Regions from separate parts of the Homo sapiens genome. Here region 2 is linked to region 1. The links are chromatin contacts, found by Hi-C or POLR2A ChIA-PET in ENCODE. All regions are on one chromosome and are shown on one strand. Each heading gives the region's core, a stretch centred on a gene start or an enhancer-like site at or near the end of the contact. The rest is flanking DNA. Distances are from core to core; before and after follow the strand shown.

What was found. Hi-C counts contacts between places; a loop is a spot of excess contacts on that map. ChIA-PET counts read pairs that join two places held with the same protein, here RNA polymerase II (POLR2A). Pooled maps may share reads with other maps.
Region 2: a loop to region 1 is called in a map of naive thymus-derived CD4-positive, alpha-beta T cell, with 2.3 times the contacts of the local background. The contact joins the promoter of EFCAB10 here to the enhancer-like site in region 1. A Hi-C loop is called at or near these places in 1 of 168 maps with a recorded cell type or tissue (naive thymus-derived CD4-positive, alpha-beta T cell), 1 of 37 single-sample maps with no recorded cell type and 5 of 50 pooled maps. POLR2A ChIA-PET finds 5 or more read pairs at or near these places in 1 of 52 experiments (activated CD4-positive, alpha-beta T cell).

Annotation. Positions count from the first base shown.
Region 1 is chr7:105,094,621-105,099,934 of GRCh38, forward strand. The region is part of intron 15 of KMT2E (lysine methyltransferase 2E (inactive)); the gene reads left to right. Among named protein-coding and RNA genes, the nearest start is that of KMT2E, 83 kb to the left of the region's middle. Within about 2 kb of position 3,196, at least 2 of the 41 ENCODE cell types and tissues checked have a DNase peak (open chromatin) inside an H3K27ac peak, as active enhancers do.
Region 2 is chr7:105,579,309-105,585,027 of GRCh38, forward strand. It overlaps EFCAB10 (EF-hand calcium binding domain 10), which reads right to left and starts at 2,185. Exons shown (of 5, transcript NM_001355526.2): 1 at 2,050-2,185. The coding sequence starts at 2,155. It also overlaps the pseudogene YBX1P2. RefSeq lists enhancers at 1,577-2,089, 2,090-2,600.

The DNA.
Region 1 (5,314 bases), core at 1,946-4,445:
GGAATACGACGAGTCAGTAATAACATCCTCCCAGATAAACTCCATGTAATCACCAAATTTAAATGTACAGTAGTCCCTCCTTACCTGCAAGTTTGCTTTCCCAGGTTTCAGTTACCCACTGAGGTTCACAATATTAAGATATTTTGAGAGAGATATCACATTCACATAACTGTCATTACAGTATATGGTTATAATTGTTCCATTTTGTTATAGTTACATATGTATAGCAAAAAACAGCACTGTATATATAGGGTTCAGTACTATCTGCAGTTTCAGGCATGCTTTGGTGGTCTTGAAATGTATCCCTTGTGAATAAGTGGGATCTACTGTACTTCACCCTATCCTTTTGTAGTACAGCTTGAAAAATACAAAATTGGCAATTTTAACCTGTATACATAATTTCATATACCACTGATTAAAATCATGCTGAATTTCCAAAAAGTGCACCAGGGTATTTATGTATTTTGGTTGTTGGCTTCATTTTTTTAAATGAGAATGGAAGATAAGGCAGTATCTCTGCTTTTAGAAGTATTCACAAAAATAAATACAACTCAGCAATAAGTGAAGGAAATATAAATATGATACATAGCTTATAGCTGGAGAGAGATCAGATTGTCTCATGAACTCTAGGTAATACATGTTTATATTTATGTATATTTAATATATTTTTGTATTTATATTTATGATGGACCTTTTGAGTAGGGTTTAACCAAATACAGGTTAGCTTATGACAAAGTTTCATGGAATGTATTTTTCCAGGGGGAAATCTTGGAGAGAGCTGTAAATATATTTGGTTGGGATTATAGGCTGTTTTTGGAGGAGGAGAGGGCTACTAGGGAGATAAAGTTGGCTATAGGTCACACAAAATACTCAGGGATGAAGATTTCATGAAAGAATATTTATGTGGCCAAGATGGAAGGCCTTTTCATTTCCAGTTCCATTACCTCTACCCCTTTTGGCCTTTTGGATTTTTCTTTTATGAACATTTTCTTTTTCCATCCATGATATTTTGTCTTTTTTATCCTTAAGAAGTCGTTACCTGCTTTTACAAAAGCAAATTTGTGGCTAAGTTATGTGGAACTGCATGGTTATTGTACGTTAGGAAAATCTTACCATAAGCCCAGTAGACTGAAATACAGTAGACTGTTTATACTCACTAGATTCCAAAAACCAGGGCACTACTGAGTGTCCTCCTAGTATATTTGTGGAGGTGGGGCTAGATGGCTGTAATCTTCTCATATAAACAGTACATGTGGAAGGGGATTAGATACTGGGGGGTATACCTGTAGCTTAAAGTGATCATTTTAAAAGCAGCAAACTTCTGAAAGATTTAAATACTAAAAGAGACTTGTTGCTGGGCTTGGTGGCTCACGCCTGCAACCCCAGCACTTTGGGAGGCCAAGGTGGGTGGATCACTTGAGTCCACGAGTTCGAGACCAGACTGGGTGACATGGCAAAACTCCATCTCTACTAAAAATACAAAAATTAGCCAGGCATGGTGGCACATGCCTATAATCCCAGCTACTTGGGAGGCTGAGGCATGAGAACCACTTGAACCCAGAAGAGGAGGCTGCAGTGAGCCAAGATGGCATCACTGCACTCCAGCCTGGGTGACAGTGAAAGGCTCAAAAAAAAAAAAAAAAAAAAAAAAGACACTTCCTCCCCCATTTATAATGGCATGAAAACTGTCTCCTTTGTAGTTTTAAAATATTTCCAAAATAATTTTTCATAACCCTCATAATGTACTTTGGGAATACAATCTTGGTAATATTTGATGGCCTATATTATCAGATTGCTTAAAATTGAGTCCACAGAAGATGATTCAGTGTGGTCTTCATATTTAAAAGGACGGACATTTGAGAAACGGTGAAAGGGTATGACAAGGAAGTCACGTAGGCAAGAGATTCCTGGACTTGTCAAGCAGGTATTATAGTCTAGTCTGGAATTTTTATACCACCACAACATAAACTTCATGAGGGAAAAAACTTTCAGTTTTATTCATTGTTGTAGCCCTAGCTCCTAGGGGAATAAAAAATGGTGGGCAAAAAAGTAGACCATCAATAAATGAGCTAACTGAATGTTTATAACAACCACTTGAGGAAAGATAGACAGACAGATACAGGCCCATGAATGTGAACTGAATGAAGCTTCCCTGTAGTTCAGGTAATGGATGATCTGGAGGCCTTGCCCTGAATTGTGCAGGATTCCCCACAATTTTCTCGGCTTTCATCCTTCACATCAAGTATTCCACGCAAGTATAATTTGAGATGCTTTGTGAAAAAGAGCCGTGACCAGTTTACTGTGATGAGCACTATACTATATTCTTCCTTTTCAGATTACCAGTGTACATGTGTTTAAAAACTTGACACAATTGTCAGATTTTCCTAAACTTGTATACCCTTGCAGTTTCTTGTGGATAACACCTTTGACCCCCACAGAGTGTTATTCAGTGGAACAGACTCTGTGGGAAAACACTGCAGAATCCATGCTGTTACTAAATGTCTCTAGGAAAACTTGACTGACTTCATTTAGAAAATCACTTTAGAATATGCAATGCTTTAATAATAAAATAGGATAAGTTTGTTGCCAGAAAAGTCATCTGGTGACAGGATTTGAGATGTTATCCAACTCCCTGTTCTGTCCTCCGTTGATGCTGATTTTTTTTGTAAGGTCCTGTTTTCTCTAATTGTAGAGACTGGGAATTTTATTTCTAAAGATAAGTAATTAATGACATTGTGGTGTTAGTGAAAGGGAACCTGTTTATTATTTTTTTCATTTTTTTTGAGACGGAGTCACACTCCGTTGCCAGGCCTGGAGTGCAGTGGCACAATCTTGGCTCACCGCAACCTCTGCCTCCCGGGTTCAAGTGATTCTCCTGCCTCAGCCTCCCAAGTAGCTGGGATTACAGGTGCCCACCACCACGCCTGGCTAATTTTTTGTATCTTTAGTAGAGATGGGGTTTCACCATGTTGGCCAGGCTGGTCTTGAACTCCTGACCTTGTGATGATCCACCCACCTCTGCCTCCCAAAGTGCTGGGATTACACGCGTGAGCCACTGTGCCCAGCCACCTATTTTTATTAGGTACTCAGTTCAAACAAAATGAGGTTAATCAGCTTTAACTGCCTTCTAATAAATTCAAGATTTCCAAAATTGTTGAAATGCTTCCAGTTAGTTACATGTCTTTAAGTAACGTGATACGTGCTTGACATAATGTACACATGGTTCTTACTCATTTAAAAACAATGTGAGTGCTTGCCATTTGAGATATCGGATGAGCAAAGAAGGAAAGGTCACTGCTCTGGAAAAGCTTTCGTAGAGAATGGGGTAGAGGAAATAACAAACGAGTATCAAAATAATAAAGAGTGCCATGAGTATAAATTCCATCATCACATGATAGAGGAAATGGAGACACCACACAAGCCATACGTGTTATTTTGGAATGATTTTTATTAGTAACAAATAATCTTACCCATCTTTTTAGATTTATAAGTTTATCTTTGTTATATAAAAGGGTAACAAGTTTTTTTGAGCAAGGAATCATTTAATTTCTCTATTTCAAGACCAAAGAAGAATAGGGTGATTTTGTAGGTGGGCTCTGGCTTTCCTTTTCCTATTTTTTTTTTTTTTTTTAGATAAAGACAGGGCCTCGCTCTGTTGCCCAAACTGGAGTGCAGTGGTATGACCAATAGCTTACTGCAGCCTCCAACTCCTGGACTCAAGCAATCCTCCTGCCTCAGTGTCTGGAGTAGCCAGAACTACAGGTGCATGCTACCATGTTCCACTAATTTTTTTGTTTGTTTCCTGAGACAGAGTCTTGCTTTGTCACCTGGCTGGAGTGCAGTGGCGCAATCTCAGCTTACTGCAACCTCCACCTCCCTGGTTTAAGTGATTCTCCTGCCTCAACCTCCTGAGTAGCTGGGACTACAGGCGCGTGCCACACCTGGCTAATTTTTGTTTTTTTAGTAAAGACAGGGTTTCACCATGTTGGCCAGGATGGTCTTGATCTCTTGACCTCATGATCCACCCTCCTCGGCCTCCCAAAGTGCTGGGATTACAGGCATAATAAACCACTGCGCCCAGCCTAAATTTTTTTGTGGAGATGGGAGTCTTGCTTTGTGATGGGGATATTATTAAGCAGACTGCTTATAGGAAATTACAATGCTTGGTATTTACTCTTGGAAAACCATAAACTAAGACATATGTCATAAAAACAATGTATAGATTTCATGGGAAATCTATCGAGTTTAGATTATATAGCACAGGTGTTAGGGGCTATGGAAAGTCTGCAGGGGTTAATTAGGAATCCTAATTTCTCTATCTCCAGAGTCAGCTCTAACTACCTCAAAGAATAAAACTTATTTTTCAGTTAGAGCTATAAAATGGGAGGCAAATTTTGTCTTTAAATAGGTACCATATACATGGCTGTGTCAAAGAATGTACTGTATGTAATGGTGACTAGAAAAGCTGAATGATGTATGACCTTTAAGAAATTAAAAATAAATGTAGAAAATCAGGCACGTTTATGTTCCAAAATATTTGTGTATTTTAAGATAAAGCTAGGTCTAAAGCTGTTAGGAAATGTTTAGTGCTTAAGCTTTATTCTTACCCAGCTGTAGTAATGTAGGAAGAGTTTTGCTTTATGTAGCGGCAGTAATTGGAAAGAAGAGTAATACAGAAACCAGGAAACCTGCATAACCTGCATAGTAATTATGGCTCTGCTTTTGAATGAGTCACTTAATACACATGGGCTTTGGTTTCTTCAGCAGTATTGGACCACATTATTTTTTAAGATCCTGATCAACTCTAGAAGATTATGAACCATCTCTAAATACAGGATTTTGCTCTGACTATAAATTAGCTGTAGTGTTTACAGGGGAGTTTGATTTTTTAATTGAATGTTTATATCATATAGTTTTATCTCTGACCAAAACAAGAAAATATTTCTTGTATCCCAAACAAGAAAATATTGGACTATGTCAGACTCTGTTGGCATAAATTCATATTTACCTTACAACACCCAGGATAATCATACTACAAAAAATATCTTCCTTGGGTGCCCACCTGTGGGTAGTTTTTTATTTTACACATACAATGATTTTTGCCAAGACAAGTTTGTTTCTTCTGGAAAAATGTACTTTCCCCAAATTTTTTATTTTAAATTTTTTGAAAAGAAATAACCATAGTAATTAATCCCTCCTCTCCAACCAGGTTCATCAGGTAAAGCGCAGTTTGGGAAAATGATCTTTTTAGTTACTCCAAATTTCTCCTCTTCTACATTCAGGGTTTTAGAGAAGCCCTGATAAAAACAGTTTT
Region 2 (5,719 bases), core at 935-3,434, 480 kb after region 1:
GTAGCTATCAGTCCAGACTGGAGCAGGAAGACACACAGCTGGGGGTACGGGGTTTGGGTGGTGGTGGTGGGGGTAATTACCCAATGAATGCAAATGTAATGAGAGGACAGCTGTACTGTGGCAAAAGAGGGTATGGATGAATTAGTGATGATCACACAAATTTAAGCCAAAAATGTAAATATATTATTAACCAGGGAAAACAACAAGGGAAATATAATCAGCATACTATAAGGATTATAGATACTTGCCTAACAATATTAAAAATTCTGAATACTGAGGATATCAAAATTGTGATCTAAATTTATCTGGAAGATGGGTGTGAGTGGGAACAGGTGTATGAGGTGTGTGTTTAAGAAAGGCGCATTTTCATCTTCCACAGCATAAAGCTAGTATCTAACCTAGAGGGAAAAACATTAAGCAGCAGCAATATAGGCCTGTTATTTAGAAATCTCAAGATAAATAGCAAAGAATATTGCTAAAAGAGTTGAAATTATTCTGTGCAGAAGCTGGGGATAGCAACAGGAATGCTGTTATTATAAGCTTTGGAGTACTTTTCAATTTTTAAACCCCATACATCCACTTCAATAAAAATGAAATTTAAAAATAAATGTTGACAAATATTTTATATAACGAATGTAACATAATATATCCCTTGTTATGATGAAGAAAATTAACATTTGTCTTTATTTTTAGTTTTTTTTTTGAGAAGGTGTTTTACTCTGTCACCTGGCTTGAGTAGCAATCTCCGCTCAATGCAACCTCCGCCTCCCAGGTTCACGTGATCCTCCCACATCAGCCTCTTGAGTAGCTGGGATTATAGGCACGCACCACCACGTGCAGCTAAGTTTTTTTATTTTTAATAGAGATGGGGTTTTGCCATGTTGCCCAGGCTGGTCTATGAACTCCTGAAGTCAAGTGATCTGCCCACCACAGCCTCCCAGAGCGTTGGTATTATAGGCGTGAGTCACCGCCCCCAAGGAGCTTCACGAATAGCTGGGATTACAGGCATGCGCTACCACACCCGGCTAATTTTTTGTATTTGTAGCAGACACGAGGTTTCACCATGTTGGCCAGGCTGGTCTCAAACTCCTGAACTCAAGTGATCCACCCGCTTCGGCCTCCCAAAGTACTGGGATTACAGGCCTGAGCCACTGCTCCTGGCCTATTTTTTATTTTTATTTTTATTTTTGAGATAGGATCTCGCTTTGTCGCCCAGGCTGCAGTGGCGCCATCTCGTGCCCGGCCTTTTTTTTTCTTTCTAATATTTGTTTTAATACTTTAAAACAACTAGCAAGAACTCTGTCTCCTATACATGATATTGGTTGGGTGTTTTTTGGCAAAATTGGAATGTTTGGTATTTCCACTTCCTTACACAGAAGCAAATGGACAATTTTGGCATTTCGGACGCTCCATATGGAGGTCGGCAAATTACAATTCTGCACCCTGGGGAGGACATAAAACCATTTTCACCTAAATATAACTTTTAAATGACACACCACTCCCAAATTACAAAACGATTCAAATTTTGTAGGGGGTTCAGATGTGTAAAAAAAGTCAGGAAAAGCGATCCCCTCTAGAACATCTTCTATCCTACCCTATCAATTGTTTAGTTGCCAGATTAAAAACTTTGGCCGTGCGCGGTGGCTCACGCCTACAATCCCAGCACTTTGAGGCGCCGAGGCGTGCAGATCACCTGAGGTCAGGAGTTCGAGACCAGCCTGACCAACATGACGAAACCCTGTCGCTACTAAAAATACAAAAATTAGCCATGCATGGTGGCGGGCGCCTGTAATCTCAGCCACTCAGGAGGCTGAGGCAGGAGAATCGCCCCTGAGAATCGCCACCAGGAGGTGGAGGTTGTAGTGAAATGAGATCACGCCATTGTACTGCAGCCTGAGGGACTTTTATTGAAGGCCGCAGAGTTAATCAACAGCAGAAGGGCTCACGTGGCTGGGAGGCAGTGGAAAGCGAATGTGTAAGAGGGGGGTTTCGTGTGGGAAGCGAACCCCACATGGAGGTATGGCTGTACCGGGGCATGGGGGCCCTTACCCGGCCGAAAGAAAAGGAGGGCGCTGGTGAGGTAGCTAACCACCTCCTTGATCTGATGCTTTTCCAAATACTCCGCGGCTTGGAGCTCCCTGCTGCTGGTCTCCATCGCTCCGCGTCCCGCTGTTGCTAGGCGACTGCCTGGCGTCTCAGCCGTGCGACTCTGTCTCCCTCTACCCGGCGCGGTCACGTGACACGCCTGACTGCCCTGTGGCTGCGACCCGGACCTGGAATTTCTAGAGCTCACGGTTCAGGGCAAGCCTGGGGCATGTAGCAGGGCAGAGAGGGCAGGTGAGGTGTGGACCAACGTCACTGTCCGCGATCCAGGCTTAGGGCTGGGCCCAGGTGCCTTTTTCCATCTCTCTCTAGCACCTAGCTCGGTACTTGTTGATCCAATGATTAACAAGGCTTGAAGTGCTGGCATCACAACTCAGCATGAACTAATAACAGAAGGAACTTGTGCAATTTTGAGGGTGCCCAGTGGAGAGTTCTTTTTATTATTATTATTTAAGACCTTTATTAACAGGTGCTTGCAGTTTGTTGACTTTTTTGAAAAAATCAAGTTGTAAACTTTTATTACAAATTAAAAATAAAGTGCTTAAAAATCTCATCTTGACCAGATATGAAACAATTTAAAAACCTTTAAAGGCGTATTGAGAAAAACAAGGCTTTTTAAAAAAAACACGTTTGTTATTACCAAAAAGAGACATATTTAGGTAAAAATAATAAAAACCCCATGCTGCATAGATAATGCAGATAGTTCTATTTATCTGGTCAACGGGCAAAAAGCAAGCACTTAAGGTCTTCAGCTCCAATCTTTTGTTCATTTCTTATTGCTGGAATTTCATATTTCTTCTTGTTGGATGACTAAACCGGATGATGGTAGAGATGGTAAGCCGGCATTTACTCAGCCCCGCCCTGCTCAGCCTCGGGAGCAGACGAATTCTCAGCTGGTGGATTGGCTGATTTTGTCTCTTTGCCATCTTGTGATTTAGGGTTTTCTGGGCATCTGCGTTGGTAATTGAAGTTGCTGCGGTACCGACGTTGAGGTGGCTGCTGACCCTGGGTCTCATCTCCTTGATTTTATCTTCTTCATTGCCGTACTCTCTAGGCTGTCTTTGGCAAGGAGGGCCCCTGCGGAATCGTGGTCTATATCCCCGATACATATTCTGCCTCACTGGTCTACCTTGTTCTCCTGCACCCTGGTTGTCAGCACCCTCCATCACTTCTCCCTGCACAGGAGGGCTGGAATACTGTGGTCGACACCCATAGGGTCTCCGCATGTAGTAAGGTGGGAACCTTTGCCTGCGGTAGGGCCGGCATTGTTGGGCCTGGCCTTCGGGAGCATTCTCCGATCCCTCGGTCTTTTCCCCACTCTCACTGTTCTGGTAATTTTGCTGGTAATTGCGTGGAGGACCCCTATGACGTGGATAGCGTCTATAATGGTTACGATCTGCTGCATATTTACCGCCTTGAACTCGAACACCACCAGGATCTGTAACATTTGCTGCCTCCGCACCCTCTTCTCCTTCAACAACATCAAACTCCACAGTCTCTTCATCTCCTACACTGCGAAGGTACTTCCTGGGGTTATTCTTTATGGCAGTCTGGTGTACAAATACATCTTCCTTGGTGTCATTCCTGTTGATGAAACCATATCCGTTCCTTACATTGAACCATTTTACTGTTCCCAAAACCTTCACTGCGATGACCTTCTTGTCCACGCTGGCAGGCGCCGCCGATGTGAGGCCGCCCGGACCACCGCTCCCTGCGCAGCTGCCCGTAGTGCCGGGCTTGGTGTCGGCGGCGCTGAGGGCGGGGGCGGCGGGGGGACGGGAGGGGGGCGGTGGGGGGAAAGGCGGGGGCGGCGGGTGGCTGCTGGGTCTCGGCCTTGCTGCTCATTGGTTGCGGTGATGGAGACTGGGGCCGGCTGCGGCAGCTGCGGCTCCTCCCGTGGTATGACGGTAACTAGGCCGGCAGCGGCGGGGCTGCTCAGGGTTCTCTGGGGTCCGCTCTCCGGGGTCCGCTCTCCGCTCCCGCTACCGATCGAACTCCCCAGTGGAGAGTTCTAAGTGGCATCTCTGGTGTGAGCGGCCTGCAGGCATGGCGCTGGCCACCAGTCAGGAAGGTCTTGGCCTGTTGGCTCGACTGGGTTGTGGGCCACAGAGCAGCCTGGATCCTGAGCTTCAACCCCTGTTTGCTGGAGCTGGTTTTATGAGATGGAGACCACCTGACATATTTATTTATTTATTTAGAGACGGATTTTCGCTCTTGTCGCCCAGGCTGGAGTACAATGGCGTGACCTTGGCTCACTGCAACCTCCACCTCCCAGGTTCAAGAGATTCTCCTGCCTCAGCCTCCCAAGTAGCTGGGATTACAGGCAGGCACCACTACACCCTAATTTTTTTTGTATTTTTTAGTAGAGATGGGGTTTCACCATCTTGGCCAGGCTGGTCTGGAACTCCTGTCTGTTGCAGGAAGTCAGGCACCCCAAACGGAGGGACCGGCTGAAGCCATGGCAGAATATAAATTGTGAAGATTTCATGGACATTTATCACTTCCCCAGTCAATACTCTTGTGATTTCCTATGCCTGTGTTTACTTTAATCTCTTAATCCCATTGTCTTTGTAAACTGAGGATGTATGTCGCCTCAGGATCCTGCGACGATTGTGTTAACTGCACAAATTGTTCGTAAGCATGTGTGTTTAAACAATATGAAATCTGGGCACCCTGAAAAAAGAACAGGATAACAGCAATGTTCAGGGAACAAGGGAGATAACCATTAGGTCTGGCTGCCTGAGAGCCAGGCAGAACAGAGCCATATTTCTCTTCTTTCAAAAGCAAATAGAAATATCACTGAATTCCTTTTCTCAGTAAGGAACAGACCTGAGAAAGAGAATGCCTTTCCAGGGGTTGGTCTCTAAAATGGCCTGTCTTTCTAAAATGGAATGTCTTTTACAGTTGCAGATAAGGGATGAAATAAGCCCCAGTCTCCTGTAGCACTCCGAGGCCTATTAGGATGAGGAAATTCCCACCTAGTAAATTTTTAGTCAGACGGCTTGTCTGCTCTCAAACCCTATCTCCTGATAAGATGTTATCAATGACAATGCGTGACTGAAACTTCATTAGCAATTTTAATTTCGCCTGGGTCCTATGATCTCGCCCTGCTTCCATTTGCCTTGTAATATTTTATTTCCTTGTAAAGCATGTGATCTCTGTGACCCACACCGTATTCGTACACTCCCTCCCCTTTGAAAATCACTAATAAAAACTTGCTGGTTTTGCGGCTTGGGGGGTATCACGGAACCTGCCGACATGTGATGTCTCCCCCGGATACCCAGCTTTAAAATTTCTCTCTCCTGTACTCTTTATTTCTCGGACTGTCTGACACTTAGGGAAATAGAAAAGAACCTACATGAAATAACATTGAATTATTGGGGGCGGGTTCCCCTGATACCTGTCCTCAGGTGATCCTCCCACCTCGGCCTCCCAAAGTGCTGGGATTACAGGCGTGAGCCACCGTGCCTGGCCCTGACAGTTGTTTTGACGGAGGGTCACTGAGTAAGGTGGGATGCAAGTAGCTAGGAGGGCCTCTACTCAGTCATGGGAAGACCTGAGAAACTAAAACTCTGGGCTGGGCCATCTGTCCTTGAGGGCCTGTGCCCACATGCTT